Regions from separate parts of the Homo sapiens genome. Here region 2 is linked to region 1. Evidence: chromatin loops called from intact Hi-C (ENCODE). Cell type or tissue: GM12878. All regions are shown on one strand. Links, peaks and the distances in the headings refer to the core of each region. The heading gives the core; the rest is flanking DNA.

Region 1 (16,003 bases), core at 2,844-10,843:
TTTCACGTCATTGTATCGCCTCCCTTTGGATCTCTCCCTTATTTTGGGTGGAGGAGCTTCTTTGGCTGGAGCCTATGCTGATGGGACCAACGTTAGAGCTTTGATGCAGAGAAAAATTTAAATTCTGCAGGTACATACTGTTCTTCCTCCCCTTCTTTGCCATCTTGTAGACCTGGGCCTTTTATTGCAGAGGGGACCAGGCGAGAGAGAAGCTAGGGGTTCAGTGCATCCCGTCTTTCTCCTGGGAAAACAGGACAGAGTTTGTGCTCCGTGAAGGTGTGTGAAGGAGGCCATAGAGGTGGGCAGTGGTATGCTGCTCCCAGTCATCTCTGCAGAGGCCAGTGGCTGTTTTCATGAAGGCTCTTCCTGCGTAAGACTGTAGTGTTTCTAATTTGCCCCAAGCACAGGGCATATGTAATTTGGAGTTTCCCTGGATTGAGGACAGCTAGAAGCAATCTATATGCAAGATGAGGATGTGCGCACTTGAGACTTTCACTCAGAAATAAGATGATGGAAACTGGCTTTTCTCTATTGCCTGTTTTTCTCTCTCTTCCTAATAGGATGGCGATGTTATAGCCCCACTCATAACACCTCAAAAAAAGGAATGGAACGACAGTACTTCAGTCCAAAATCCAACTCGCCTCCGAGAAGCATCCAAAAGCAGAGTCCAGCTTTTTAAAGATGACCCAATGTGAATGTCTGTAGTCAGTTGTTTACAAACTCCCTCTCCTGCACAATTCATTTAGAGGCTTCAATCATAGAATTCTGCAAATTAATGACAACTCATGCTTTAATTTTGTATTTTGAATGTACACGCATGCTGAAGCTAAGTAACTTTTAATCAAAGAAATAAGATGGTATTAGGCAAATCTTACTATACTATGAAAAGCATTACCTTGCCTATTTTTAATATTATTAAAGCCTTTCTCCTTCAGTAGTCTATTTTCTTAGAATAACAACTCTTTTATCTATTCTGAACTCTATTTTTTTTCTTTTTTAAGAGACAAGGTTTTGCTCTGTTGCCCAGCTTGGACTCGAACTTTCCTGGGCTCAAGCGACCCTCCTGCCTCAGCCCCCCAAGTAGCTGGGACTAAAGTCATGTGCCACCACACCCAGCTTACTCTGAACTTTTATGACAGATGATTGTTTTTTGTTTTTAATGTAGAAATGAGACAAGGGTACAAATTGGAACTAGAAATTGACATTGTCATTGACAAACATGGCTAAAAACAAAACATCAAATCCTGCCCCCGTGAAGAGTTCCCTGTCACCTCAAGTTTGAGGATAGTCCTCTAAGAGTGACCTAAGCATAAGTGAAAGACACCTCCCCTCACCCTTCTAGCCCCCTACAAGGTGCCAGGTTGGGGTAAAGAGTTGGAGATGATGGCCAGGAGTGGCCTCCAACACGCTGGTGAGAGGCCTGATTAGGTTTTGGGGAAGATCTGAGAGCTCTGGCCTCTTCGTGAGTGGAACATAAAGCCGCCTCTTGTTGGGAGATCCTACCCCAGTGACAGAGGAATCCCCCAAACTAGGCTGTGCCCTGGCTCCGTGGCGGCTCCAGACCCGGGTAGTGCCTTTGTCCCCTGAATACTCACTCCCCCGGTCCAGAGGGCCTTCCCACTGCCCAGCCTGGAGAAGGCCTCCCCTGACCTGCTCTCTCAGTATCCTGGAGAGCTGGCCAGAGGCCATCACAGGCATCATCCTCAGAGCTCCTCAGACCTGGGACTTTGTTTTTGCTGGTTCAGTGCATTTTGTGTATTTAAGAGCAAACACTAGCCAGGCGTGGCGGCGTGTGCCTGTAGTCCCAGCTACTTGGGAGGCTGAGGCAGGAGGATTGCTCGAACCTGGGAGGCGGAGGTTGCAGTGAGCCTAGATCACGCCATTGCACTCCAGCCTGGGTGACAGAGTGAGACTCCATCTCCAAAAAAAAAAGCACAAACACTGCACTGCCTGTGCTGAAATTAGTGACCACCCAGTGGGCTCCAGGCTCCGCTAGGTAACTTCGTTTTCCCAGCAGTGGAGTGGGCACCACCTTGGTGGGGCAGTGCCCCTGTGCCCAGGGCACACCTCATTCCCAGTTCTATAGCAATTCACCAAGAACAAAGTCTGCAGTTAGAGCCAAAGCTGGTGGTGGCCAGAGGGTGCTGAAGATACAGGCCAGTGGGGATGGGAGCCATGAGCCCCGAATGTCTTCTGCTCTGATGCTCCCCGGACTAAGCCTCCCTGGCACACTGGGAGTGAGGGGCAGCCTGAGCAAGTAGGGGAACTCAGACCACAGGCCAGCAGATTTCCCAGCAGTCCATCACTGGCCACCGTGTAGCCAGATTCTGTTCCGTCCACACTGGGGTGAAGAGTACTTGGAATGTCTGCCATCCTGTATGATCACCCCACCCCCTGTCCATCCATCAGTAGATAATAAGGGTTGGTTACAATTCATAAGAGAATAGTTAAAACACTTCTCCTCTCATGCCTACCATGGTGCTGTATCAAGGGGATTTGTTCACATATGGGCTCAGCAACGCACAAGTGAGGTCAGCCATGGCACTAGGTCATTCCCATTTTAGCCAAGGTGCCTCTATAGGGGTCAGACATCATGTGCCCAGACCTAAGGTCAGGAATGTCATATTTTTCTGTTAAAATCATTTTATTTCTGTGTATCTTACCTTTAAATCATTGTGGTTTACTCTGAGATTCTGTAGTCCTAATATTGTATCATTGTGCTGTCTGCAAAACAACTTGAATCTATTTTGTTTGCATCTTTTGTTACATGTAACGCAGCTGTACTTTATGTTCTTTGCAACTGTTTCCATTATGAGAACGCTGTGCTATTTACAAGGTTACATTTTTCTTGGCCAGGCGAGGTGGTCATGCCTGTAATCCCAGCACTTTGGGAGGCCAAGGTGGGCGGATCACTTGAGGTAAAGAGTTGAGACCAGCCTGGCTAGCATGGCGAAACCCAGTCTCTACTAAAAATACAAAAATTAGCCGGGTGAAATTAGCCGGGCGTGGTGGTGTGTGCTTGTAATCCCAGCTACTCGGGAGGCTGAGGCAGGAGAATCGCTTGAATCCGGGAGGCAGAGGTTGCAGTGAGCCAAGATCAGGCCACTGCACTCCAGCCTCGGGGTCAAGAGCGAAACTCTGTCTCAAACAAAAAGAAAGAAAGGAAGGAAGGAAGGAGGGAAGGAAGGAAGGAAAGAGAGAAAGAAAAGAAAGAAAGAAAGAAAGAAAGAGAAAGAAATATCTTTGCTATTTGTATAAAAATGGAAATTTTAACAGCTTAGCCTCTAGAGAGTTACTGAACGTGGTTACCTTGGGAATGTAAATAGAACTGCAAATTAAAATGACTGGCCACTTCAACTGGGTAAGGGAAACAGCTGCAATAAAGCTTCGTGAATATATATCTCCATCTTGAAAGTTGTGTTCCACAAAGGTTTCGACCTCTTTGTCCAAAAATGCATATTACTCATTTACTCCTTTCATACCTTCATTGTGAAATTAAATAACAGACTCACAAGCACCTGGCACTGGTGGCAGACAAAAAGGCCTCAACATTCTGCAGCAGGCCAGAGGAGGAACGACGCTGCTACAGTATTTATTAGTTCCAGTGCTCAAGCCCAGGTTTCTAAGGTTTGACAATATTCTGTAAGTTAAAATCATTTCCACACATACAGAGTAGAATCCTGTTTTTGTAAGTATACACACACACACACACACACATTCATGGAACATTGTCTGGAAGGATATACATGAAAATGTTAAGAGTTGGGGGGGGTTGAATTTTAGGCAATTTTAATTTTTTTAACGTCTTCTGGTTTTTCTACAATAAACATGAATCAGTTGTAGAACCTCTAAAATGATAATGTTCATGAGGTTGGTTTTCCTCGTTCAGTAGCTGGCGAGGAACAGCATAGTGAAAAATCTTCCCTTTGCCAGGAGGCAGGCACTAGCGGGGAAGAGATGTGGATTTTTCTGAGTTTTCTAAGACCCTGTTAGCTTAGGGTCTCTGTGCTGCTTGAGTAAGGTGTAAGCGTCTTTTAATCCTTCAAAGTCACCTCTGCAAAAGAGCAGTGCCTGCCCCCACCTGTATCTTGGGTCCCCAGGCCACAAGGAGGCTGGCCAGCAGCCTCGGCCAACTCTAGGGCCCTTCACCATCTGTGTTTCAAACAGCACAGGCTGCTGTGTGTCAGGAAGGCCTGGGTGGCATCATGAGCAGGGCTGAGTACCTGTTGCCGCAGGGCTGTCAGCTGAGAAGCCAAGCCTCCAGCTCCTGGATGCAGAACTGCTCCTGCCGGGCCAGCACCTCGTTGTTGAAGGTCGGGCAAGGGGAGCTTCCCCCGCGGAACAAGTCTCCATCCAACCACAGCCCAAACCGGCCACTAGAGAGAAGAGGACAGTCTTGGTGCGGCTCACTCCTGTGTGCTGAAACCCCCAGGCTCTGCCACCAGCATCAGCTCTTGGCCATGCCAGGACGGCAGCCCAGTTTCACCTGTCTTATCGCCCCTTAAAGCAATTTATACTGAATTATTGGGGACTCAGCACATTGTTCCCCATGGGGTTAAGAGCTTTATTTATTTATTTGTTTATTTATTTATTTATTTATTTATTGAAACGGAGTCTTGCTTTGTCACCCAGGCTGGAGTGCAGTGGCACGACCCTGGCTCACCACAACCTCCACCTCCCGGGTTCAAGCAATTTTCCTACCTCAGCCTCCCTAGTAGCTGGTATTACAGGCCGCCCACCACTATGCCTGGCTAATTTTTGTATGTTTAGTAGAGATGGGGTTTTGCTATGTTGGCCAGGCTGGTCTTGAACTCCTGACCTCAAGCGATCTGCCTGCCTTGGCCTCCCAAAGTGCTGGGATTACAGGTGTGAGCCACTGCGCCTGGTCAAGATGGCAATTTTTTTTTTTTTTTTTTTTTTTTGATAGGAGTCTTGCTCTGTCGCCCAGCCTGGAGTGCAATGGCGCGATCTTGGCTCACTGCAAGCTCCACCTCCCGGGTTCACACCATTCTCCTGCCTCAGCCTCCCGAGTAGCTGGGACTACGGGTGCCCACCACCACGCCTGGCTGATTTTTTGTATTTTTAGTAGAGATGGGGTTTCACCATGTTAGCCAGGACGGTCTCGATCTCCTGACCTCGTGATCCGCCCACCTCGGCCTCCCAAAGTGCTGGGATTACAGGCACAAGCCACCACGCTCGGTCCAAGATAGCAATTCTTAATACAAAAATTAGCCGGACGTGGTGGTGGGCAACTGTTGTCCCAGCTACTCGAGACGCTGAGGCAGGAGAATCACTTGAACCCAGGAGTCGGAGGGTGTGGTGAGCTGAGATCACACCACTGCACTCCAGCCTGGGCGACAGAGCGAGACTCTGTCTCAAAAAAAACAAAATGGCAATTCTTTAACCAAAGCTAGTACATCTCAGGGTGCAAACTCTGAGAGCCCAAATGCTTCAGAGCGTCCATTCTAATCCCCTTATTTGACAGAAAACCTCGGCTGAAACCAGGAAGTGAATTCCTGCAGATCAGCAATGGCTGATGTGTTCTGTGCCAAGCTGCCCCTCAGTGGAGGCTTTTCAGGCAGTTGGGAGAGCAAAGAATTTGCCTGGTACTAATCAAGCAATGCTCTCATCCCCGCCCTCAGGATAAGACGCATGCCCCCTGAATGTGAAGGTCACACCAGGATGAGATCAACTTTTTTTTCCTACCTCTCTCTACCCCGTCCTCACCGAGGGAGGTTCCTGCAATGAGTTATGTCCCCTGCAATTCCTGGGCTGGTGGAAAAACGAGGCACACTCATCTCTTGACGCTAGTCTCATCCAACCATGTGGAATTCTTTTCCCAAAGTTGCATACATTCAGACTAAACTGTCACCAGCTGTAACACTTCAGTGGGGGCACTCATGCATCCTTTCTCCTTAATACTGGCTTAGCGTGAGGTTGAGGGGGTTGGCTGGGAGGCTGAGCAATGAGGGGAACGGCCTGAGAGTTCCCCACTAGCCTCGCCATTGCATCAAGGGCAGCCTAGCCCAGCAGTTCGGCAGAGGGAAAGGGACCAGAACACAGACCGCCCCAAGACTCGGGAAGACTGAGACACTCACCTGCCACTGCCCATCATCAGTGAATCCAAGTCTCCCTTCACAAAGAAAGAGTTGCTTCCAGTCCACTTAAAGACCTGGGTGATACATAGGGAAAGGCTCAGGTTACTAAGCGAGCGAGTCCCGCCCTTGCAGTTTGACCCCGAACCACTGGATGGCAGTGTTGTGGCGGGAACAGCATCCAGGCCCCAACCGAGCCGCAGGTGGGACTCCGGGCTCAGGGATCTTGGGGTTTATCTTCTCAGTCTCCTTGGAGTCACCACCGCATGCCCTCTAGTTTGAATTCCTACAGCCTAGAAGCCTCTTTGTTCTAGAATAGGACAACGACCCCTGAGGCTTCCTGCTTCCAAAGCTGGAGGGAGGAGGGGAGCAGTCCAGGCCAGGAGTGGGAACTGATACTGCCCTTCTAACTAACTCTCACCCGGACAACACCAGCCCGCCTGCTCTTCAGTGCTGCCTCACATCCAGCTCATCAACAAGCCTCGCAGCTCTAGACACAGCGGGCCTGCCGCCATTTCTATCCCGTCCTCTGCCTGGATCACAGCCTCCCAGCTGGTCCCTCTGCATCCACTGTCTGTACCTACAGCCATACCCACACTGCAATCTGCGTGATCTGTTCTACGTCCAAATCAGATGTTATCTCTCCTCTGCCTAAGTCCTCCAATGGCTTCCCATTGCAATGGGGATAAAATTCAACTCCTTAACAATGGCCAGAAGTGCAGCCTGGGACTGGCGCAGTGGCTCATGCCTGTAATCCCAGCAATTTTTTAACTAGCTAGGTGTGATGGTGTGCACTTGTAATCCCAGCTACTCAGTAGGCTGAGGCGGGAGGATCACTTGAGGCCAGGAGTTTCCTCGAGGTCAGGAGTTCTAGACCAACCAAGGCAACATAGTAAGACCCTCCCCTATCTCTAAAAAAAATTTTTTTTCTCTCTCTTTTGAGACAGAGTCTCGCTCTTTTGCCAGGCTGGAGTGCAGTGGCGCAATCTTGGCTCACTGCAACCTCCGCCTCCTGAGTTCAAACGATTCCCCTGCCTCAGCCTCCTGAGTGGCTGGGACTACAGGCACGCACCACCACGCCCGGCTAACTTTTTGTATTTTAGTAGAAACAGGTTTCACCATGTTGCCCAGGCTGGTCTCAATCTATTGACCTCGTGATCCGCCTGCCTTGGCCTCCCAAAGAGCTGGGATTACAGGCTCGAGCCACTGCGCCCGGCCCTAAAACAAATTTTTAAACCTAGCTGGTCACAGTGGTGTGCACCTATAGTCCCAGCTACTGGGGAGGCTAAGGTGGAAGGATCACTTGAGCCCAGGAGTGGAGGCTGCAGTGAGCTATGATCGCACCACTGCACTCTAGCGTGGATAACAGCGCAAGACCCCAACTCTAAAAAACAACAAAAAAACTGTCAAAACTTAAAAAGTGCAGCCAGCTCTAACCCCTGATTTTCTCTCTGGCCCCTTCTCCCCCTTATTGACTACACATTAGCCACACCAGTCTTTCCATCCCTGGAACACCCAAAGCCCATTCCTGACCTAGAATCCCTCTGCCCAGAATGCTCTTCCCCTAGATCCTCAGAGGGCCCACCTCTCATCCTTCAGCCCAAATATCATCTCAGAAATTTCCTGGACCACCCTATCTGAAGTAGCCCTTCCTCCCAGACCCTGTTTCATTCCTCTTTATTTATTTATATTAAGGACGTTAAGTTCCGTGTGGCCTGTCTTCTTCCTGGCTGTATTCCTGGAACATATATATTTATTGAATGCAAAAATTATTCAAGAGTCAAAATAGTTTTAAAGGGCTGCAAAACGATAGGATGTTATTGCCTTAATCAGTGGCCCAAAATGCTGTGAGCAACCAAAGGGTTTTTAGCCGGAAAACAGACTAATAAAAGATACGTCCTATGCTCAGGAGAGATGAGATCATATTAACAAGTGACCACAAGGGGACAGAATCATTCAAGTCCTCCTCTACTTTCTCGAAGGACATGACCTTTGACCTGAAGGAGTAAGATACACGTTGCTGTGGAAGGAATTGAGACCAAGTTCATGGTGCCGTTTGGAATAGCAATCAACGAACTACCGAATTCATGAGGAATACAAGTGCCAGAAGGCCAGAGATAGCCAAGAATTAACCAATTTTTTAGAAGATGAGATTCCATAACAATAGACTGGAAAGACAGGCTCCCCTGAAAAAGTTACTCATTTCATTCAACAATTTTTTTTTAAAGCACTTATGCACCAGGCACTATTTTCAGGCACTGGGTAGACTGCTGAATACAATAGACAAAAACCTCTGCCTCAACGGACTGACTTTCTAGTGGGAGAAGGCAGATAACAAAGTAAAAGAAGTTCTCTGGCCGGGCACGGTGGCTCACGCCTGTAATCCCAACACTCTGGGAGGCCAAGGCAGGTGGATCACCTGAGGTCAGGAGTTCAAGACCAGCCTCGCCAACGTGGTGAAACCCTGTCTCTACTAAAAATACAAAAATTAGCTGGGCGTGGTGGCATGCCTGTAATCCCAGCTACTCGGGAGGCTGAGGCAGGAGAATCGCTTGAACCTGGGAGGCAGAGGTTGCAGTGAGCTGAGATTGCCCCACTGCACTCCAGCCTGGGCAACAAGAGCAAAACTCCGTCTCAAAAAAAAAAAAAAAAAAAAGAATTTCTGTGTTAAATGATGGCAAACGCTAGGGGGAGAAGGACACTAAGGGCTTCCTAGGGCTGGGTGTTGTCATTTTATTTATTTATTTATTTATTTATTTATTTATTTTTAGAGACAGGGTCTTGCTCTGTCGTCCAGGTTGGAATGCAGTGGCATGAGCAATGACAGCTCACTGCAGCCTCAAATTCCTGGGCTCAAGCGATCCTCCTGCCCCAGCCTCAGGGGTAGCTGGGACTACAGGTGTGTGCCACCACACCCAGCTATTTTTTTGCTTTTTGTAGAGATGAGACGTCACTATGTTGTGAGGGCTGATCCTGAACTCCTGGCCTCAAGTGATCCTCCTGCCTTGGGAGTCCCACGAGTGCTGGGATTACAGACGTGAGCCACCACACTTGGCTGGGTGTTGCCATTTTAAATCAGGTAGTCAGGGAAGGCTTCACTGAGATGGTGACATCAGAACATAGAAGGAGGTGGGAATTGAACCATGCAGAGATCCAGTGGAGGGACATTCTAGGCAGAATAGCACGTGCAAAGGCCCTGAGGCAGGAGCAGGCTTGCATGTTTAAGGACCAGCTCAGAGGCCAGTGTGGTTGGAGCAGAGCGAGAGAAAGGAAAAGTAGCAAGAAATGCCATTCAGAGAGAGAGGCCAGAAGTTGTAGGGACTTGTAGATCATTGGACACACTTTGGCTCTTCTCCAAGTGAAAGAGGAAGCCAAGGAGTGACATGCTGTGAGTTCTAGCTTCCCCCCCACCATTTTTGTTTGTTTGTTTGTTTGTTTAAGACAGAGTCTCACTCTGTCACCCTGGCTAGAGTGCAGCAGCACGATCTCAACTCACTGCAACCTCCACCTCCCGGGTTCAAGAGATTCTCATGCCTCAGCCTCCTGAGTAGCTGGGATTACTGGCGCATACCACCATGTCTGGCTAATTTTTGTATTTTTAGTAGAGACGGGGTTTCACCGTGTTGGCCAGATGGGTCTCAAACTCCTGACCTCAAGTGATCTACCTGCCTCGGCCTCCCAAAGTGCTGGGATTACAGGCATGAGCCACTGAGCCCTGCCCTGGCTTCCCTTTTAAAAGGATCACTCCAGCTACTGTGCTGACTGAAGTGGAGGCAGTGAGAGACCTTTTAGGAGGTGATAGCAGGGACACACAAGTAATGATGGTGGCTTGAACCAAGATGGCAGTAAAGGACATGGCACTGGTGGATCCCGAATATAGACAGAGAGAAGGCAGAGCTGTCAGGATTTGCTGACAGCTCAGATGTGGGGTTGTGAAAGACAAGAGTTAAGGAAGACTTCAAGATTTTCTGTCTCAGCAGCGGGAGATGGAGATGCCATTCACTTTGATGGGGGAAGATAGCAGGAGGAGGAGGCTTTGTGCGGGAAAGCCAGGAGCTCCGTTTGGGACATGGTAAGCTGGAAATGCCATGTTTGGGGCCAGATGCAGCACTCATGTCTGTAATACCAGCACTTTGGGAGGTGGAGGCTGGCAGATCACTTGAGCTCAGGAGTTCAAAACCAGCCTGGGCAACATAGTAAAACCACATCTCTACAAAAAATACAAAAATCAGCCAGGCATGGTGGCATGTGCCTGGAGTCCCAGCTACTTGGGAGGCTGAGGCAGGAGGATCAATTGAGCCCAGGAGGTGGAGGTTGTGGTGAGCCGAGATGGCGCTACTGCCCTCCAGCCCGGGTGACAGAGTGAGACTCTGTCTCAGAAAAAAAAAAAAAGAAACGCCATGTTTGAGATGCAAGGAGAGATGATGGACAGTTGTTGGATATACGTGAGTTTGGAGTCCAGGGAAGAGACCCTCAGCATACAGGCAGCATGGAGAGCTGTGGGAATGGACGAGAACACAGAAGAAATGAGGGTCACTAGAGAAGAGATGAGAACCAACACCTGAGCTCTGATGTTGAAAGGCTGGGGAGATGAGGACGAACCAGCAAAAGATTCTACTAGGAATAGTCAATGTAGGAATAGTCTAATGTCAGTGCAATGGAAGGAAAATTCTAGACCTTTAGAATTCTGAGACTTAAGTTCAGGAAGGCAAGTGGTGATGAGTAGTACCAGCACTGGCTCACCATGCCTCCCTCACCCTTTCCTGGATCCTGGGAAGCTCGATGGAGCCCCTCCAGCTGATGGCAGCAATGCAATAGATATGGTATATTTTGCCTTTAGCAAAGCAGTCCATAGCTCCTTGTGAACTCCCTGTCATGAGACCAGATGACTGTGTGACTGGATGTGTCTGAAGGAATCTTAGTCTGTGCATTGGAGAGATCTCTAATAGCAGAATACCTGGAACGACTTCATCCACTGAACAATTTAAAAAAAAATTTTTTTTAAGAGACAGCATCTCACTCTGTTGCCCAGGCTGGTCTTGAACTCCTGAGCTCAAGCAATCCTCCCACCTCAGTCCCGCAAAATGCTGGGATTACAGTTGTGAGCCAGCCACTGCACCTGGCCGTGTTTTGTTTTTGTTTTTTCCTTTTTGTGGAAAATGGCATCTTGCTCTGTTGCCAGGCTGGTCTTGAACTCCTGGGCTCAAGCGATCCTCCTGCCTCTGCCTCCCTAAGTGCTGGGATTATAGGCATGAACCACAGGGCTTGGCCTGGCCATTTTTACTAGTAGTAAAAGTAGTATGCTCTGTGCCAAGCAGGTACTGCTCAATAGCTTTAGTGAATAAATAACCCAGAGGCAGGAAACCTTTGGATGGAAGGTGTTTGGGACTATTATTCTCACCCAGCTCCTGGGCAGCTCGAGCCACCTGACTATACCAGTCATCTTGTGCCTGTCACTCTCCCACTCATCATTAATTAGAAACCTGAGCTCTGACTCACCACCCACCACCCTTCACAGCTCTCTGGTAAACTTCACTGTCTACGTGGACTCGTCCAGGCCCTGCCCCAGAATGGGTTTCTGCCGCTGTCTTCCATGTTCACATCTGAGAATTTGTCCTCACCAGGGATGGCAGGTGTCTCCTCCACAGCCTATTTCAAATGTCCCTCTCTCTGTCCACTGTATCCTGTCTTCCAACACATTGTCCAACTGCTGTCACTGCTCCAAGCCTTTGATGTCAAGGAGACCTCTCATGCCGAGCCCACCTTTGCCTTGGTGTCCCCCAGTGCCCCCCGCTTCTCTCCCCTCCCCTCCTGGTCCAGTTTAGGTTCCGTTGTCCATGTTGTATTTTCACTCCCTTCAACTTCCTTTCCCTCTCTGCCGGTGTTAAGCCAGTTTGGCAAAACCCCCAACCCTGGCTGTCCACTCTCTGCTGTCCCCTCTGCAGGCCTGCGCCGAGCAGCCGATGCACTGAAGTGGCGGCGTCCTAACCTCACAACCCAAGCCGCCACTCACACGGCCCAGCGGCGCTTCTGCTGCTCCGGTGTTCTCCAGCAGGCTTCCCTCCCTTCCCACACCTGTGATGACCGCGATACCGGATCCTTCACCTTCCTCCAGCAATGACCTCACCCCATATTTCTTTTTTTTTTTTTTTGAGACAGGGTCTTCCTCTGTTGCCCAGGCTGGAATGCAGTGGTGCGATCATGGCTCACCACAGCCTCAACCTCCCGGGCTTAAACGATCCTCCCGTATCAGCCTCTCAAGTAGCTGGGACTACAGGTGTACTCTACCATGTCTGGCTAATTTTCGTATTTTTTGTAGAGATGGGGGTCTCACTATGTTGCCTAGGTAGGTCTTGAAATCCTGGACTCAAGCAATCCACCTTCGTTGGCCTCCCAAAGTAGGATTACAGGCATGAGCCACGGTGCCTGGCCCCCATACTTCCTGAGAAGCCATTGGCTGTGTCCTCCTTTGTCGTCCTGCCACCACGCCCTCAGGTCTACTTTGGACCATCTTGTCTTCCCAGCATGTGCCTGGCAAGCATGGTCCTCCCTCCTCTCAGCCAGTCAGCGGTTGCCAGAGACCCACCAAATACGTTTTAAATGCAGGACAGGCAGGTCAAGGGGGATGCTCTGCCCACCACTGCCCTGCTCATTCCCCTGTGGGAAGATGGTGGCACACCAGGCAGCCCATCGTGGAGGATGGAGCTGGGAGCCACTGGGACCCCGGGAGCTTTGTCTCGCCACACGCCCCACTCCCCCCATGGAAGGTTGGGAACATCACCTTCAGCTGTGGGGAGAAGGAGAAGAGGAATGTCTCGCCAGTACCATAGAAGCCTTTGCTGAGTCGGATAGCCGAGGAGGAGAAGGCTCCAAATATCTGGAAAGTGGAAGTTGTAGTCTGCAGCTGGAAGGGAGCTAGGGGTCCTCTGGCAACCCTCATTCTTCAGGTTTAGTAATACAGGCTCATCCTAGAGGACACCTGGGAAGCTGGGGCAGAGCTGGGGCATGGGGGCTCCACACCCAAGAGCAGGAATCCTTATGCATCCTTTCCCTTAATGCTCCCCAAGGAAGAACTCCTGCTGCCTTCCTCCTCTGGGCCGTCAGGGCCCTCCTTTTTCTTAAATATACTTATTCTGGGCCGAGCGTGATGGCTCATGCCTGTAATCCCAGCACTTTGGGGGAGGCTGGGGCAGGCTGATCACCTGAGGTCAGGAGTTCAAGACCAATCTGGCCAACTTAGTGAAATCCTGTCTCTACTAAACATACAAAAATTAGCCGGGCGTGGTGGCAAGTGCTTGTAATTCCAGCTACTTGGGAGGCTGAGTTAGGAGAATTGCTTGAACCTGGGAGGTGGAGGTTGCAGTGAGCCAAGATTGCACCACTACACTCCAATCTGGGTGACAGAGCGAGACTCCGTCTCAAAAAAAAAGTATATATATATATATATATATATATATATATGTATATATATATTCTACACAAGTAATCACAGAAAAAAGTAGAAGTAATAGACAAGCAAAAGAAAAAAAGTAAAGCCATCTCTTAATCCCCCTCCTTCTTCCCCAAGATAACCACTCTTAATATTTTGGTATGTTTCCTTCTGACATCAGTTTAATGCCAGTGTACATCTCTATTTTTTTTTTTTTCAGACAGGGTTTCACTCTGTCACCCAGGCTGGAGTGCAGTGGTGTGATCATGGCTCACTGCAGCCTCAGCCTTGCAGGCTCAAGTGATCCTCCTGCCTCAACTACCCTGCAACACCCCTGGCCCCAGTTGCTGGGACTATAGGCATACACCACCACACCTGGCTAATTTTTTTGTGGTTGTTGTTGGTTTTTGGTTTTGGTTTTGGGTTTTTTTAGAGACAGGGTCTGGCTATGTTGTCCAGGCTGGTCTTGATCTCCTGGACTCAAGCCTCCTGCCTCAGCCTCCCAAAGTGCTAGGATTACAGGTGTGAGCCACCGTGCCCAGCACCCCCATAGTTTCTTCTGCTTCTGAGGATGAAGATGCAGTTTTACAGTCAAATGATTATTTGCTTAATGTCTGACCCTTCCCCTATTAGACCATTAGCTCCAAGAGAGCTGGGACCTCTTCTGGGTTGATTCTGCTCTATCCCACCTCTCACCTGGCACACAGAAGGCGCCCCATGTAGATGTGTTGAATGCATAAATGGGGGAATGGCTCTGAGTGGGCAGGTCTCATTGCCATCATCAGTGTCCATTATAGGTGACTTAGTCTGTCACTCTGCCTGCTTGTCCCTGAGCTGCCCTGGGACAGGGCCCATGAGTACCTGGTGGGGTGCCCCCAGAGCCTCGGGTGGTGCCCCTGCCCAGCTCACCTGCCCGTCCTGGTCCCTGAGCACCAGCAGCACTGGCCCGCTGCAGCCCTCCATCCGCCGGTACAGGCTCTGCAGGCTGAAACCGTCCCTTGACGTGCAGAAGACCAGACTCCAGGGATGGCCGGTGACTCTTGGTGGGAAGTGAAAGCTGAGCTGGGGACAGGGTTGGAGGTGAATGGAGGAGTTCTCCTCGCGCCCTCCTGCCATATCCTGGGGGTGGGCTTGGACAGCTAGCATGCATCCAGCACAGTGCTTTACAGGCGATAGAGCAGTTTGCTGTTTCTAGGGACTTTCATGCCATCAGCCATAGCCCTCGGAGATAGGGGTTGTTATTCCCATCTTATAGATGAGGAAACTGAGGCCCAGGGAGGGTGGAACAACTAGCCCAAAGCTCGCATGGGTAGTGAATGGTAGAGACAGGATTTGAACCCAGGTCAGGACTCTCAGGACTCTTTCTGCTTGGTCACCCTTGCCCCCAGAGGCTAGAGAATAGGAAAGATGCTGAACCCTCCTCCTGATCCTCCGTCTCATCCGCCCACCCCTCTCCAGCTTTGGCCTCAGTTCCCAAGGGCTGGTTCTAGGTAGGAATTAGTTTCTTTCCTTTTTTTCTTTTGAGACAGAGTCTCACTCTGTCACCCAGGCTGGAGCAGAGTGACACAATCTCAGCTCACTGCAACCTCCGCCTGCTGGGTTCAAGCAAATCTTGTGCCTCAGCCTCCCGAGTAGCTGAGACTACAGGTGCACACCACCACACCCGGCTAATTTTTGTATTTTTAGTAGAGACAGGGTTTTGCCATGTTGGCCAGGCTCGTCTCCAGCTCCTGGCCTCAAGCGATCCCCCTGCCTTCGCCTCCCAAAGTGCTGGGATTACAGGCGTGAGCCACCGCGCCCGTCCTAGCCTCTTTCTTTACCTCCTTAACCTCCTGGCCCAGTGTAGAGGGAGGTGCTAGCAACACTGGATGATTTTACAAGAAGGGAAAGCAAAGCCCCGAGAGAAGAAGCAATTTGCCGGAGGTAACGCATGATGAGAACAGAGCAAGAGTGACTCTAGGTGCCCCTGGGCGTGGCTGGTGTAGGGCAGGAGGGTGAGACTCTTAGGTTTAGGGCTGAAATTCTTGTGCCATGGGCAATGCCCAGACCTGCCGAATCTCTGAGGCACTCAAAACCTGGCTGGCTTCTGTCAGCTGGGGCACCGTGGGATCCTCAGGAGCAGCAGCTGGGTCTGGAGCTGCCTCCTCCTCCTCTTCCTCTTCGTTACCCTCCTCCCCAGACAGGGTGTCCTCCACCTGGCTGGGCTGCAAAAACACAAAGTGGCCTGGTGTGTCCAGGGACAGGAGGTCCCAGCTTCTACCATCTCCTGAGCCCAAGAGCCTCCTCGGGCCACCTCATCACTCCCTGCCCATGTGCCTGTAACCCCCAGCCCAGCCCAGGGTAGTTGGGGGTTTCCACGACAGACAGGACGCTGCCCCTGCCGCCAGCCTGCTTCCTCCCTGGCCCCTGCCAGCTGAGGGCTGGAGCACAGTCCCCCCACCCCCGCCAGCACCCCACAAGGCTCAGATGGGGCCGTGGG
Region 2 (16,003 bases), core at 5,085-13,084, 79 kb after region 1:
GGTTTCACCGTGTTGACCAGGCTGGTCTTGAACTCCTGGCCTCAAGCAATCCACCTGCCTCGGCCTCCCAAAGTTCTGGGATTACAGGTGTGAGCCACTGCGCCCGGCCCCCTTGCTCATTTTCTTAGTTTCACTGCCCACTTTATTTCCCAAAACCACATCCTGAGCCCATGGTTCTTAGATGCTTAGATGCTCGCTCCCCACCCCAGCCAGGAACTTAGCAAGCAGCACTACAGTCAAATCCAAAGGTCTAGAGTTGGAGACCCAGGCTTGAATCTTGGCTCTGCCACTTGACTGCCATGTGATTGGAGCGAGTCATTTTGAGTTTCTGGGCTCCATTTCCTATCTATCCCTGTCTTGGGGGTTCATTGGAAGAATTGGATGAAGTACTATATGCAGCAAAGGCCACATACCGTTAGCTCCTAGTGGTATGGGATTGTCAGAGTGCCAGGCCCTTTTCATCCTTAGCTCATTTAATCCCGTCTGTGGCTCTGGGAGGGAGGTAATGTTACCGCCCCATTTTACTGATGAAACTGTAGTGGCAGCAGTTGCTCATCAGTATGTCACCTGTTCCTGTACTCCCAGGCTATGTGTGGCGCCCCATCCTTGCTGTCATTTCAACATCTACCCCTCTGCGTCTCCCCCGGACCCTTAGCTCCTTGAGGGTCTGGCTGTGTCTGATTCATCCCTGTGTTCCCAGCACATAGTGCTCCCCAAAATGCCATGGCTGGTACTGAGACTCCCAGCACTAACCTTCCTGGGTTGTGTCTGTCTCTGTGGTCCCAGGAGGACAGTGCAGACCTGAAGTGCCAGTTGCACTTTGCAAAGGAGGAGTCAGCCCTCATGTGCAAGAAGCTCACTAAGCTTGCCAAGGAGAATGACAGCATGAAGGAGGAGCTGCTGAAGTACCGCTCGCTCTATGGGGACCTGGACAGCGCGCTGTCAGCCGAGGAGCTGGCCGATGCCCCCCACTCGCGGGAGACCGAGCTGAAGGTGCACCTGAAGCTGGTGGAGGAGGAAGCCAACCTGCTGAGCCGCCGCATCGTGGAGCTGGAGGTGGAGAACCGAGGCCTGCGGGCTGAGATGGACGACATGAAGGATCATGGAGGTGGCTGTGGGGGTCCTGAGGCACGCCTGGCCTTCTCCGCGCTGGGTGGCGGAGAGTGCGGGGAGAGCTTGGCAGAGCTGCGGCGACACCTGCAGTTTGTCGAAGAGGAGGCCGAGCTGCTGCGGCGCTCCTCTGCCGAGCTCGAGGACCAGAACAAGCTGCTGCTGAACGAGCTGGCCAAGTTCCGCTCGGAGCACGAGCTGGACGTGGCGCTGTCGGAGGACAGTTGTTCTGTGCTCAGCGAACCTTCACAGGAGGAGCTGGCGGCCGCCAAGCTGCAGATCGGCGAGCTCAGCGGCAAGGTCAAGAAGCTGCAGTACGAGAACCGCGTGCTCCTCTCCAACCTCCAGCGCTGTGACCTCGCCTCCTGCCAGAGTACGCGGCCCATGCTGGAGACGGACGCCGAGGCCGGGGACTCTGCCCAGTGTGTGCCTGCTCCCCTGGGCGAGACACACGAGTCCCATGCGGTCCGACTCTGCAGAGCCAGGGAGGCCGAGGTGCTGCCTGGGCTGAGAGAGCAGGCCGCCCTGGTCAGTAAGGCCATCGATGTCCTGGTGGCTGATGCCAATGGCTTCACGGCTGGCCTCCGGCTGTGTCTGGACAACGAGTGTGCTGACTTCCGGCTGCATGAGGCCCCCGACAACAGCGAGGGCCCCAGGGACACCAAGCTCATCCATGCCATCCTGGTGCGCCTGAGCGTGCTGCAGCAGGAGCTGAATGCCTTCACGCGGAAGGCAGATGCAGTCCTCGGGTGCTCTGTCAAGGAACAGCAGGAGTCCTTCTCATCACTGCCCCCCTTGGGCTCCCAGGGGCTCTCTAAGGAGATTCTTCTGGCAAAAGACCTTGGCTCAGACTTTCAGGTAAGGTGCCTCATGCACAGATCCTATTATTTATTTTTTTCCTTTGTTTTGTTTTGTTTTTCTTGAGATAGGGTCTCTCCCCGCTGGCCAGGCTGAAGTGCAGTGGTGCAATCTCAGTTCACTGCAGCCTCGATATCCTGGGCTCTAGCCATTCTCCCCCCCTCACTCTCCTGAGTACCTGGGACTACAAGTGAGCACCACCACACCCAGCTAATTTTTATTTATTTTTTATTTTTTTTGAGACGGAGTCTCGCTCTGTCACCCAGGCTGGAATGCAGTGGCGCAATCTCGGCTCACTGTAACCTCCAACTCCCAGGTTCAAGCGATTCTCCTCTCTTAGCCTCCCAAGTAGCCAGGATTACAGGCGCCCTCCATCATGCCTGGCTAATTTTTGTATTTTTAGTAGAGATGGGGTTTCACCATGTTGGCCAGGCTGGTCTCGAACTCCTGACTTCAAGTGATCCGACCGCCTTTGTCTCCCAAAGTTCTGGGATTACAGGTGTGAGCCACTGTGCCTGGCCATAATTTTTAAATTTTTTTGTAGAGATGGAATCTTGCCATATTGCCCAGGCTGGTCTTGAACTCCTGAGCTTAAGTGATCCACCAGCCTCAGCCTCCCAAAGTGCTAGGACTATAGGTGTGAGCCACTGTGTGTGGCCTAATAGTCACATTTTAAATGTTCAGTATTTGTGTGTGTCTAGTAGAGTGGATCTAGAATATTTCATCCTTGCAGCTTGTCCTTCTAAATCCTTCTCTACACATCTATCATATATTTGTTTTTCCACCCAGATTGCTTTATATCTATTGTTACTACACAACTTATATTTTTAACGCAATGTATCAGTTTGTTAATTTATGATGCCTTGTCTGTTGTTCACACAGTTTTTGTGCTCACTGCTGAAGATGTCATGATTAGCAAAAACAGATATGATTCCCCCTCTCATGGTCCTTATCATCTAGTGGGGCAGAGTCACCCAAAATATCATGTCAGTGAATGTGCAATTAGACACTGAGAGAGGAATCTGAAGGAAGCGTACATGGTTTTATGAACAAGGAACTTGACCTAGACCCTATGCTGAGGGAAGGCCTCTGATCTGACCAGAGGTCAGAGGGATGGATGGCTGGGGGAACACAGTGTTTTCAGCAGAGCAAATAGCCTGTGCAAAGACACAGCTCAGATCAGAGGCGGAAGGAGCGTGGTGTGTCCAGGACACTGAGTGAAGAGACAATGTGAAGCTGGACTGCACTGAGCATGCGGGAGGTTTGATCTTCATCCTCAGAGCAATGGCAGGGAATTTTTCATTTCCAGGGAAAGAGAGCGATTTAGCACTTTCTTTTTTTCTTTTATCTTTTTTTTTTTTTTTTTTTTTTTTGAGACAGAGTCTTACTCTGTCGCCCAGGCTGGAGTGCGGTGGCACGATCTCAGCTCACTGCAACCTCCGCCTCCTGTCTCCGCCTTCCGGGTAGCTGAAATTACAATTCTCCTGTCTCCGTCTCCTGGGTAGCTGGAATTAGAGGCATGCCCCACCACACCTGGCTAATTTTTGTATTTTTAATAGAGATGGGGTTTCACGATGTTGGCCAGGCTGGTCTTGAACTCCTGACCTCAGGTGATCCACCTGCCTCGGCCTCCCAAAGTGTTGGGATTGCAGGTGTGAGCCATCGTGCCCTTCTGAGATTTAGCACTTTCTTTTTAACAACTATACAGTGGATATGTGCCATAATTTCTTTAACTCAAGACCTGTTGATCCGGTTTCATCTTGCTTTTTTAAGCAAGCACATTGCCTTTTTTTTTTTTTTTTTTTTTTTTTTAAAGAAACAGTCTTGCTCTGTTGCCCACGCTGGAGGGCAATGGTATGATCACAGCTCGCTGTAGCCTCAAATTGTAGATGGAATTACAGGCACATGCCACTGTGCCCATAGACTGCTCTATGTTATCTCCCTTTTGGTTCTTCTTGAAAGAGGGATGAACAGAGGTCACACATGTGATAGGACAGTTTGGGCTGACTCAAAAGGTTTGTGCACAAGGCACACATTCAGAAAATCACTTCGCACTTACCTACTCATTCATCCTTTCAGCAAACATTCATTAAACGGCAGCAGTGCCCCCAGCTGGGGCTGGGTCTGGGTTGCAGAGGTGAATCTACCAGGGTCCCAGCCCTCAGGTGGGTGGTTCAAGCCTCTTAGGGAGCGCAGAGGCCTGGGGTGGGTGTTTCTGGCACCCCTCGGGCCCCTCCCCATGGTGATCTTTGGTTTGTTCTGCCTGTGCCTCTGGGTGCAGCCACCTGACTTCAGGGACCTGCCGGAATGGGAGCCCAGGATCCGAGAGGCTTTCCGCACTGGTGACTTGGACTCTAAGCCCGACCCCAGCCGGAGCTTCAGGCCTTACCGAGCTGAAGACAATGATTCCTATGCCTCTGAGGTGGGTCTAGGCCTGAGCAAGCATGGGATTGGGTAGGAGGAGAGTGACTGAGCCCTGTCAAAAGCAGAGTGGTCCATATATCACTTAGCTGGTGAGGATATGGGTTTGGGGCATTCCATTTGGTTCCAGGCTTCTTGGCAGCCAAGGCCAGAAGGGAAATAAGGAAGTTTGGGACATTCTCATGGCCTGATCCAAGGAAACTTATAAACTCATCTGCATAAATTATTTTTTCTTCTGTACTAAATTCCACTGGGAATTTAACAATTTATGTAATTTAATGGAACTACTCATGTATGTAGCAGGAAGGCAGCAGTCTCTATAGCCAGGCAGTTTGGGTTTCAATTGTGGATCCACTCTATTCTGGCTGTGAGATCTTGGATAAGTCATTTTACCTCTCTGATTCTCAGTTTTCTCACATGTAAAATGAAGGTGCCTCACAGGGTTGTTGAAAGGATTAAATACATGAAAAGCCATAGCTTAAGGCATGGTCCACATTGGGTGAGGATGAGGAGGAGGAGGAGGATGATTATGATGATAATGACACATCTCTGGGACTCAGGGGACCTGAGTTCAAGTCTCAGTTCTACCAGTGTTCCTGTGTGACCTTGGACAGATTTCTACCTTCTGGCCACAGCTTCCCCATCTGTAACGGGAGGGTTAGAGTGAATGGTAGTTATTGAATTGCTAGGATTCTTTGATCCTCAGGGAATTCTGGGTAGTTCTGAGCCCCTTCTAAGCCTGCTGAGCTTCTCCTTGCTCTTCATAATGAGCCTGAAGCAGGAAAAGGCTCCTACGGACTGGGTGGAGTATCCCTGAAACCCTGAACCTTGCAGAGTCCTATGTATTTTCCAGCCTGAGCACCTTTCTGAGCATCTCTTGGAAGACAACTCTGTAGTCCCAGGAAGGTCAGCCCATGACTATGTGGGAAGGAGAAGCTCACTTGAAGCTGATGGATCAGACTCTCTAAGTGAGCTTCCTGGAAGCCATGGCAAAAAGAGAAAAAACTGAGATAACTTAGTTGTCATTTTCTAAGAAAAGGAAATAGGCCTATTCTTTTTTTTGTTTTTTTTTTTTTAGACTGAGTCTCGCTCTGTTGCCCAGTCTGGAGTGCAGTAGTGCGATCTTGGCTCACTGTAACCTCCATTTCCTGAGTTCAAGCGAATCTCGAGCCTCAGCCCTCCCAGTTAGGTGGGACTATAGGCGTGCGCCACCATGCCCAGCTAATTTTCGTATTTTTAGTAGAGACAGGGTTTTGTCATGTCACCTAGGCTGGCCTCAAACTCTGGGGCTCAAGTGATCTTCCCGTCTCAGCCTTCCAAAGTGCTGGTATTACAGGCGTGAGCCACTGTGCCCTGCCAGGAAATAGGCCTATTCTATAGGCTTACCTGTAGAAAAAATGATTTCCTGCACACATTCAATTATTTGTTTCATTCAGCCACTCTTTATTGAGTAGTGACAATTGCCCAGTGCTGTTGACCACTGAGTTCAGGGAGGAAACCAGGGACAGCAGACAGTATGTAGCCCTGCAAAAATTTTTAATGCAAAACAGATATAGAAGATATACCTCAAGTCACTGTGCCTTCCACTGCCAAATCATCATATTATTGACCATATAATGAATGTTTACTTTCTCACAGAGGGACATTTGCCATGCCTAGGAAGGTTTTATGTAGGAGTTCTGGGGCCAGGCACGGTGACTCACACCTGTAATTTCAGCACTTTGGGAGGCCCAGGTGGGCAGATTGCTTAAGCCTAGGAGTTCGAGATGAGCCTGGGCAACATGGCAAAATCCTGTCTCTATCAAAAATATACAAAAATTAGCCAGGCGTGGTGGCGGGTGCCTGTAATCCCAGTTAATTGAGAGGCTGAGGCAGGATAATCGCTTGAACCTGGGAGGCAGAGGTTGCAGTGAGCCAAGATCACGCTCAAAGCTGGCGAAACTCCGTTGAAAGAGAGAGAGAGAGAGAGAGAGAGAGAGAGAGAGAGGGAGAGAGAGAAGGAGGGGAGGGTGGGTGAAGGTTGGAGGTCAGAAGGTCTTCACATAGTTCCCACTGGTTACATTTATTGTGTGTGTCCATGTCCTTTGTATGTTTTTTTATGGAGGCCTATAGCGTTTTTGGTTTTGTTTTTCTACTTTCTGTTGTAGTATAACATAATAACATACATACAATAAAGGACACTGTCCTTAAGGGTACCACTGAATGGATTGTTACATATGTATAGATCCATTAAGCATCTTTTAAGTCCCATCATTTAGTATCTAAGTTGTTTCTAAAATATTGCAATTATAAACAATGAAACAATGAACATCTTTGTGAATCAAACTTAGTTTTCCCAGTACCTTATTAAGATAAATTTCAGAGAGAAAAGAACAAGTTCCAATGGTAACAAAAGCCAGATTTGATATGTACTGTTTCATTTAATCATCATGACGACCCTCAGAGGTGGGGACAGTCATTCTGCCTGATTTGTATTTGGACAGCTTGGGTCCAACATCCCATCGTTCCCCTACCACTGTCATCCTTAGATCACAATTTCTATCCACTTCTTCCTCTCTCTCCCTCCTCATTATCTGTGTCCCCTGTCTGTACCACAGATCAAGGAGCTGCAGCTGGTGCTGGCTGAGGCCCACGACAGCCTCCGGGGCTTGCAAGAGCAGCTCTCCCAGGAGCGGCAGCTACGAAAGGAGGAGGCCGACAATTTCAACCAGAAAATGGTCCAGGTGCGTGGTGCCCAGCGCTTTCCAGGCAGCTATTCCTACAGCCTCTCTGAGCTGGAAGCAGAGGCCTTGAGGATCTATGGGCCCTCTGAAGTCAAGAAAGTCAGGGGAGGCTGGGTGTGGTGGCTCACGCCTGTAATCCCAGCACTTTGGGAGGCCAAGGCAGGCAGATCACTTGAGGCCAGGAGTTTGAGACCAGCCTGGCCAACATGGAAACCCCGCCTCTACTAAAAATACAAAAATTAGCCAGGCGTGCACTAGCACGCCTGTAATCCCAGCTACTCAGGAGGCTGAGGCAAGAGAACCGCTTGAACCCAGGAGGCGGAGGTTACAGTGAGCCGAGATCATCCCACTGTATTCTAGCCTGGGTGACAGAGTGATATCTAAAAAAAAAAAAAAAAAAAAAGAATGAAAGAATGTCAAGGGAAACCTGAGTCTTCAGCCCCTGTGCCCTGCTGGGATGTTATTGTCCTTGCCATTGTGCATTAGTTGTGTAACAGGGCTGTCATTGGCGGCCTGTGGGACCTGGGGCCAGTCCTGTTTTCTCTCAGGACCTCAGTTTCCCATTTATGAAATGGTGCCCTCATCAGGCCTGGCTTCTAATCAAGATAATAGTTCTGGAATAACATTTGTTAAGCCCTTACTGTATGGTGGGCCTGTCCAATGCACTTTCTACCCATTATGTCTTTTAATCCTTGTGCCCTCCCTTATCACCATTTTGCAGATGGGGAAACTGATGCCCAGAGAGCTGGAGTGCTCTGCCCAGGGTTGCACATCCAGAGTGTGGCAGGGCTGGGCCTCTAATCCAGGTCCCTCTGTTAGGCATGACACTGCATTGCTTCCTAGGGTGTTGCCTAGTCATCAGCTGTCCTCAACCCTGGCACGCCCTTTGCTCTCCATGCGTCACCCCTCCCTGCTATCATCGCTCACCCTCGCAGGTTCCTCATTGAACATGAGCATTCGTGTGAGACATTTGGTGCCCAGGAGGTGCTCAGTATATGATGTCATGGTTTTTTAGAGCCAGGGTCAAATCCCAGCTCCTTCAATGATGTGTCACTGTTTTTGCAGGAGCAGAGGGCAGTGCTCATCTGAATAGATTGCGCCACGTGTGGTGGGATCCCCGGCAGGGATCACTCACAGGCACCACCCAGACTTTCCTCCCTGCCCCTGTCCAGGGGCCCAGAAAGGGGTGGGGGAGAGGACAGGGCCCTGGGGTTGCTCAAGCTCTTGTCCCCCGGCAGCTGAAGGAGGACCAGCAGAGGGCGCTCCTGAGGCGGGAGTTTGAGCTGCAGAGTCTGAGCCTCCAGCGGAGGCTGGAGCAGAAATTCTGGAGCCAGGAGAAGAACATGCTGGTGCAGGAGTCCCAGCAATTCAAGCACAACTTCCTGCTGCTCTTCATGAAGCTCAGGTGGTTCCTCAAGCGCTGGCGGCAGGGCAAGGTTTTGCCCAGCGAAGGGGATGACTTCCTCGAGGTAAGATTGGGCCAGGGACTGGGACTGGGAGTGTGGGCTGGGGAGAGAGGGACAGGGAAGGGACGCCCAGCTGGTATTGACACAACTCCTAGGCTCACATACCTGCCATCAGCATGCAGGCTTCCTTCCTGCATTCGTTGCTTTTTTTTTTTTTTTTCCGAGATGGAGTCTCACTCCAGCCCAGGCTAGAGTGCAGTGGTGCAATCTCAGCCTGCTGCAATCTCCATCTCCCGGGTTCAAGCAATTCTCCTGCCTCAGCCTCCCGAGTAGCTGGGATTACAGGCACATGCCACCATGCCCAGCTAATTTTTGTATTTTAAGTAAAGACAGGGTTTCTTGGCCGGGTGCGGTGGCTCACACCTGTAATCCCAGCACTTTGGGAGGCCGAGGCGGGTGGATCACGAGGTCAGGAGATCGAGACCATCCTGGCTAACATGGTGAAACCCCGTCTCTACTAAAAATACAAAAAATTAGCCAGGTGTGGTGGCGGGTGCCTGTAGTCCCAGCTACTCGGGAGGCTGAGGCGGGAGAATGGCGTGAACCCAGGAGGCGGAGCTTGCAGTGAGCCTAGATTGTGCCACTGCACTCCAGAGTGGGAGAGAGAGCAAGACTCCTTCTCAAAAAAAAAAAAAAAAAAAAAAAAAAAAGACAGGGTTTCTCCATGTTGGCCAGGCTGATCTCTCAAACTCCTGACCTCAAGTAATCCACCTGCCTTGGCCTCCCAAAGTGCTGGGATTACAGGCATGAGCCACCATGCCTGGCCAAAAGATATGTTTACTTAACAAGAGGGAGTAGGCTGGCTTAAAAACATTGGTGATAGTACAGGTGGTATTAGGATGTGGCAGGAAACGTGGGGGCGGAGCTCTGGGAATGTAAGAAGCTTAGAAAGGACCCACCTGACCCATTCATGCCCCAGTCTATGCAGGACCCTTTGCTGCTCAAAGCCCTTGCGTCCTGTCATCAGCACAGCAGCACACATCAACACATCAGGGAAGAGAAGGGGACTTACAAGGATGTCAGACCTTGGTCACACTCATCTTAGTTGACATTGTTCACTTTGGCCGTGTCCTTTTGGGTTCAGGTACCTCGAGTCTAGCCCAGGCTTGGCCCTCCTCTAGTCCAGGCTGCTCTCTGTAGTCCCCTGTCCAGATCCAGTAGGGAGCATTGGCATGCCTCAAGTTGCCACTTACGCCATCAGGGGTACTCCAGAGGAGCCCAGATGCCCCAGGAGCCAGGCAAGACAGTTAGACCTGAGTGTGTAGCAAGACCCTGCATCACCCTATCTCAGTGGGGCTCATCATTCTCGCAGGCCACCAGCTCCTCCCCAGGGCCTCATGGGAGAGTCACTACCGCCATTCCATAGGCCCACACCCTGCTGCCCTGGCCCTGCAGTGCCTGACACAGGGCCGCCCCTGGGAGCATTCGCCTCGGTCCTCCTGTCCGAAGCTGTCTCTTCTGTGACGTTTGGAAACATAGGAGCCCTCTCACCTGTTTGGAAGTCTCACAGGCCTCTGGATGAAGCCCAGTTTAAGGGAATGACCTGCAGGCCACACAGTCTATATTTTAAGTCAGTTTGTCTCAGACGAACCCTCCACATTTGGTGAAAACCTTTCTAGCCATTTCCATATCCTAGAGTAAAAGAGAGAGAAACTTACTTTAGGGAAAAAAAATTAGGGCATAAACATAGAAAATTGGCTAGGTGCAGTGGCTCACACCTGTAATCTCAGCACTTTGGGAGGTTAAGGTGGGCAGATCACTTGAGATCAGGAGTTCGAGACCAGTCTGGTCAACGTGATGAAACCCTGTCTCTACTAAAAATACAAAAATTAGCTGGGAACGGTGGTGCACACTGGTAGTCCCAGCTACTCAGGAGCCTGAAGCAAGAGAATCTCTTGAACCTGCAAGGCAGAGGTTGCAGTGAGCTAAGAGCATGCCATTGCACTCTAGCCTGGATGACACAGTGAGACTCCATCTCAAAAAAAAAATAAAGAGACACAGAAAATTACATAACATATATAATTAAGAAATATATACATTTACCAAAATAAGCATAATTAATAAGATATAAACATAATCATGCTGGGCATGGTGGCTCGCGCCTGTAATCCCAGCATTTTGGGAGGCTGAGGCAGGAGGATTGCTTGAGCACAGAAGGTGACTCGCTCCCTTTTGTCTTATTTCCATCCTGAACTAGGTCCCTGATCTCCTTGGCTGGCCCTGGACTCTTGCCCAGAATCTATCAGCAAGCAGTCCAACCCCCCAGCAAGGTCCCTTCTGTCCACCCAAACCTTTGGTCACCCTTATGTAGCATTGTGGGAGTGCGTGTGGCCTTTTCATTTCAACCACAGTGCCTGCCTTGACCCAGCCTGTCAACATGGTTATTTCAGAGTGACTCTCAGGGATGCTTCCTGGTCTTTGGGGCAGAATAGATGTCGTGGGAGGCTAGGAGGGCCTGACTATCCAGCCGTGCTCCTCGACCTACATGGTGCCCAAGGTTGGAATTAAAATTTGGGAAAACTTCCCACCTGCTGTTAAGCATGGTTTTTAAAAAACAGGTGAACAGCATGAAGGAGCTGTACTTGCTGATGGAGGAAGAGGAGATAAACGCTCAGCATTCTGATAACAAGGCCTGCACGGGGGACAGCTGGACCCAGAACACGGTGTGTTTCCAGCCCCTTCCCGGTCCTGTTGTGTCCATTCATTCCTTTGTCTGCTCAGTAATCAATTCCTACTGCTTTCTCTGACCCCATTCCTGGACATTGAAGTTGCAAGTTATTGCCTGGTCATCCCAGGGCAGTAACAGAGTCCAGATGATGGACTGTGGGGTCATAGGCAAGACAGCAAGTAATTCTCTTTGCAGTATAGGGGACAATATCACGGTGAAGGGGTCATGGATGATGGGTTTTGAAGGATGTATAGGAGTTTACCTAATAGAGAATAGGGGAAAGACTATTCTGGACCAAGAGAACTCTGTGTGCCAAGGTGTGGCAAGGTGTTCTGGTATTGAGTATGGCTTGGGAGGTACATGGTAAGGGTAAGGATATCAGGCTAGAGTCATCTGAAGAGGGGCCTTGTGGTCTAGGGTCAGGAACCTTCAAATCAAGCCATAAGTCAGAGAGAACAGTGGGGTCAGGATCCCAGGGTCACACACGGTGAGCTGGGGTAGGGATGGGAAATGAGGGCATGGGCCCAGGAGAGAAGATTTGGGACAGAATCAGGCAAACTGAGGGAGTCTCCATGAATTAGACCCCACATCTGGCCTGCAGCGGGTCAGAGAGGCAGATCCTGAGTGAGGAGAAGGACCCACGGCACAGACGCTGCAGAGCCTTGAAGAAGCCAGATGATTCAGCTCAGAGTTAGGCTGAATAATTATTACTGTAACTGCAGGGTTTTTTCTTGGTGTCAGATTTGGGCCTCATGTCAGCCTAGGAGGTAGCCAGGGCTGGGCCTGTCATTCCCATTTTATGGGTGAGATGACCTAGGGAGGTTGTGGGACTTGCCTGAGGCCTCGTGAAGTCCCAAGCTGGACTCCTAGGTGAGTTCTCTGAACCCAGGTTCCCCTCCCTACCCCACAGAGGCTCTTGACTCAGGTTTTGCCTCCTGTCTGCAGCCCAATGAGTACATCAAGACACTGGCCGACATGAAGGTGACGCTGAAGGAGCTGTGCTGGCTGCTCCGGGATGAACGCCGTGGTCTGACGGAGCTTCAGCAACAGTTTGCCAAGGCCAAGGCTACCTGGGAGACAGAGCGGGCAGAGCTCAAGGGCCATACCTCCCAGGTGAGCCCCCCACCTGTCAGACGCCTCTCCCCTTACTCTCAGCCAAGCCTTTAGCTGTCAGATCTGGGAGTAGAATACCAAGGCCATGCTCCTAGAGGAATAAGAATGCCGTTGCTTCACCTGTGGCCCAGAGAGGGCAAGAGACTTGCCTAAAGTCACACAGCAAGGGTATCAGAAACGGTGGGGAATGGGAGTCACAGAGGAAGGGAAGGAAGGTGGGGGATTGCGCCCTGGGCTCACAGGTGAGGCTGGTGCACATCCCCACTGCCTGCTGTCCTCATTTGCTCCTTCATTTCCTCATAAGCACTCCCTCAGCCCCAACTGCCTGGCTCTATTTTGCTCCCTCCACGCAAAATGGGGGCCTCCCCTCCCAACTCCCCAGCGTGCCCCCAAAGGAGCCTTAACCAGGAGCCCTGGGGGTTTGGTGTCTGCTGTGTGCCTGAGGGTGACTTGCTGCCTCCTTTGGCCTGAAAAGTGAGAGGGTGGGCTTCTTCCCACTCAGAGAGAATGCTCTGACCCTGCAGCTTGGGCTCCAGCTTCTTCCATCCAGCCTGCCCCTGCTGCAAGCTGCCTTCCCAGGCGTCAGCAGCCTCTGGGAGGCAGGCACTCCGATGGTCTCTGCTGGACAGATGACAAAACTGGCACAGAGGAGTTAAATTTATCTCCCAAGGTCACCCGGCTAATAAGTGTCAGACTGGCCCTTGCTCCCCCAAACCTCTAACCCCTGGCTCCCTGTGACCCCAATTCCACCTCCTTTTTTTTTTTTTTTTTTTTTTTTGAGACGGCATCTCACTGTGTCACTCAGGCTGGAGTGCAGTGGTGCAATCTTGGATCACTGCAACCTCCGCCTCCCGGGTTCAAGAGATTCTCCTGCCTCAGCCTGCAAAGCAACTGGAATTATAGATGGCACACCACCATGCCCAGCTAATTTTTGTATTTTTAGTAGAGATGGGGCTGCACCATGTTGGCCAGGCTAGTCTTGAACTTCTGATCTCAAGTGATCTGCCGGCCTCAGCCTCCCAAAGCGCTGGGAGTACTGGCGTGAGCCACCACTCCCGGCCCCAATTCCACCTTCTTCCCACTGCTCACAGTCTCCTGGCTACTTCCTGGGGCCACTACTCTCCCCTCCTAACCCTCTTCCAGATCTCACAGCTCCCTCCATCTGCATATTCCACGGTGTCCCCTGCACCTGCTGCCCCCAAAGACCTGGGCATTTCAGGTGCTCCTCCCACCAAGAACCTGACCAGCTCATGGGGGTTAATGGGGGGCATTGAGTCTAAAGGTTGCACATTCCCTTTCCTGCCACTCTGAGGTTTGAGGCCAAGAAAACCATCTTGCTGGAATGACCACTAGTAATCTTTCTGAGTTTTTATGAGGATACTGACATCATGCCTGAAAAGCCCACAGAAGAGCATGGCTTATAGAAAGAGCTCTTCAAACCCTTATTGTGTGGAGGGGTTAGGGGTTAGTTCTGAGTGGGGAGGACTAAGCTGGGTTAGTCCCTAGTGAGGGGTCTTCTGAGGGGACCTCTCCCCTTTTCCCCGCTGGCACCCAGGAGGGAAGGAGAGAGAAGGGCCAAGAGGAGTGGCCTCCTGCTGCCAGCTGCTTAGTCTGCTTCTTTCCGCAGATGGAGCTGAAGACAGGGAAGGGGGCCGGGGAGCGGGCAGGGCCCGACTGGAAGGCAGCCCTACAGCGGGAGCGTGAGGAGCAGCAGCACCTCCTAGCTGAGTCCTACAGCGCTGTCATGGAGCTGACTCGGCAGCTGCAGATCAGTGAGCGCAACTGGAGCCAGGAAAAGCTGCAGCTGGTGGAGCGGCTGCAGGGTGAGAAGCAGCAGGTGGAGCAGCAGGTGAAGGAGCTGCAGAACCGCCTAAGCCAGGTGAGGCCCACCCCTGCCAAGCCGCTTCCACCCGCAAGGGAGAGTTGCTACAGAAATGATTCAGAAGCAGGAACTCCTTCAGGTATAGCTGGATCTAGGTGCTCATCCAGTGAGGTCTGGCACACCATCTCCTTCAGGTATAGCTGGATCCAGGCACTTAGAGAATGCAGTGGGAACTAGATTTTTCTTTCTGCTTCAGCCTGTCAGGCCTGCTTTCCTCTGTGTTAGCTTTACTCTTAAACAAGCTATTCCCAAATATGGCCACTGTTAGTTTCATGCTCATATCTTACAGCTTAGCAAGTACAGTGGATTGGCCAGATATGAGTCATGTGCCCACCCCTGGAGCCTACCCAAACCCAGGAACCAAGAGGGAGGAACTAAGAGTGGTTCCCATGGGAAAATTGGGAGGCCTCCAATCAAAAGAAGGAGGAAAGGAAAAGCAATCATTGACCCTCACTCCCCATTATAGTTCACTTCATGCAGCCAGGCACCACCTACCATAGGCTGCTCTGCTCCACTCTTGATTTTGACTTTTCCCTTTCTTTCACTTTTATTTTTATTTACTTATCTATTTATTTGAGACAGAGTCTCACTCTGTCACCCAGGCTAGAGAGCACTCTCGGCTCACTGCAGCCTCCGCCTCCCAGGTTCAAGTGATTCATGTGCTTCAGCCTCCTCAGTAGCTGGGATTACAGGCGTGTGCTACCACAGCCGGCTAATTTTTATATTTTTAGTAGAGATAGGGTTTCACCATGTTGGCCAGGCTGGTCTCAAACTCCTGGCCTCAAGTGATCCTCCCGCCTCAGCCTCCCAAAGTGCTGGGATTACAGGAGTGAGCCACCATGCCCGGCCTTACTTTTATTTTATTTATTTTTATTTATTTATTTTTTCTTTGAGACAGTCTTACTCTGTCGCCCAGGCTGGAGTACAGTGGTGTGATCTCAGCTCACTGCAACCTCCACCTCCCGGGTTCAAGTGATTCTCCTGCCTCAGCCTCCCGAGTAGCTGGGATTACAGGCACGTGCCACCACACCCGGCTAATTTTTTATTTTTAGTAGAGATGGGGTTCACCATGTTGGCCAGGCTGGTCTCGAACTCCTGACCTCAGGTGATCCGCCCGCCTCGGTCTTCCAAAGTGCTGGGATTACAGGCATGAACCACCGCGCCTGGCCTTACTTTTAATTTTAATTACGTAAATCAGGACTTCATCTTTATATAATGTTCACATATTACAAAGGTACATTTCAGCCTACTCCCTCCCTTTCTTGTCATTTTTTTTTAATGAAAAAAAGTTGTTTTTTTTTTTTATGAGAGATGAGGTCTTACTGTATGGCCCAGGCTGGACTTGAGCTCCTGGTCTCAAGCCATCCTCCTACCTCAGCCTCCCGAGTCGCTGGGCCTTTCTTTCTATTTAAATTTATATTTACAGGGTTTTGTTTTGTTTGTTTTTTAATCATCAATCAAATTTTAATGTCCATTTATTTATACTTTGTGTCTTTCCTGGAGAGCTGTTCACAAGAGTATGGAGGCCTTCCTTATTCAGTGTGACTGGTGCCTGGTGTTCCTAGTGTGGAGATACTATGATTTGTTATCTACAGTGATTAAATCTAGATTGTTTCCAGTTTTTCACTATTGAAAGTTGTGACCTGAAGCTGGTTGTGGCAATGTGTGCCTGTAGTCCCAGCTACATGAGAGGCTAAGGTGGGAGGATTGCTTGAGCTCAGGAAATCAAGGCTGCAGTGAGCCATGATCATGCCACTGCACT

What was found. A loop is a pair of places that touch in the nucleus more often than their neighbours do. Peaks named below come from ENCODE experiments on the same cell type or tissue, not always from the same donor. Only the 100,000 strongest peaks of a DNase experiment are listed, where the experiment ranks them.
Region 2: a loop joins it to region 1, with 2.9 times the contacts of the local background. A loop is called at or near these places in 23 of 110 quality-filtered maps.

Annotation. Positions count from the first base shown.
Region 1 is chr20:36,877,624-36,893,626 of GRCh38, reverse strand. It overlaps TLDC2 (TBC/LysM-associated domain containing 2), which reads right to left. Exons shown (of 7, transcript NM_080628.3): 2 at 15,573-15,728; 3 at 14,434-14,586; 4 at 12,877-12,972; 5 at 6,099-6,172; 6 at 4,224-4,376; 7 at 1-765. The coding sequence ends at 4,241. It overlaps SAMHD1 (SAM and HD domain containing deoxynucleoside triphosphate triphosphohydrolase 1), which reads left to right. Exons shown (of 16, transcript NM_015474.4): 16 at 561-3,398. The coding sequence ends at 695. Among named protein-coding and RNA genes, the nearest start is that of TLDC2, 9.5 kb to the right of the region's middle. RefSeq lists an enhancer at 5,717-6,439. In GM12878, for the core only: a CTCF peak has its summit at 6,247 (motif pointing right); a DNase peak (open chromatin) is centred at 6,376; H3K27ac peaks cover 272 bases.
Region 2 is chr20:36,801,091-36,817,093 of GRCh38, reverse strand. It overlaps MTCL2 (microtubule crosslinking factor 2), which reads left to right. Exons shown (of 15, transcript NM_080627.4): 5 at 787-1,968; 6 at 4,250-4,390; 7 at 6,987-7,112; 8 at 8,351-8,581; 9 at 11,137-11,241; 10 at 12,192-12,359; 11 at 13,987-14,238. Among named protein-coding and RNA genes, the nearest start is that of DSN1, 35 kb to the right of the region's middle. In GM12878, for the core only: a CTCF peak has its summit at 8,363 (motif pointing right); no DNase peak of the experiment used is centred there.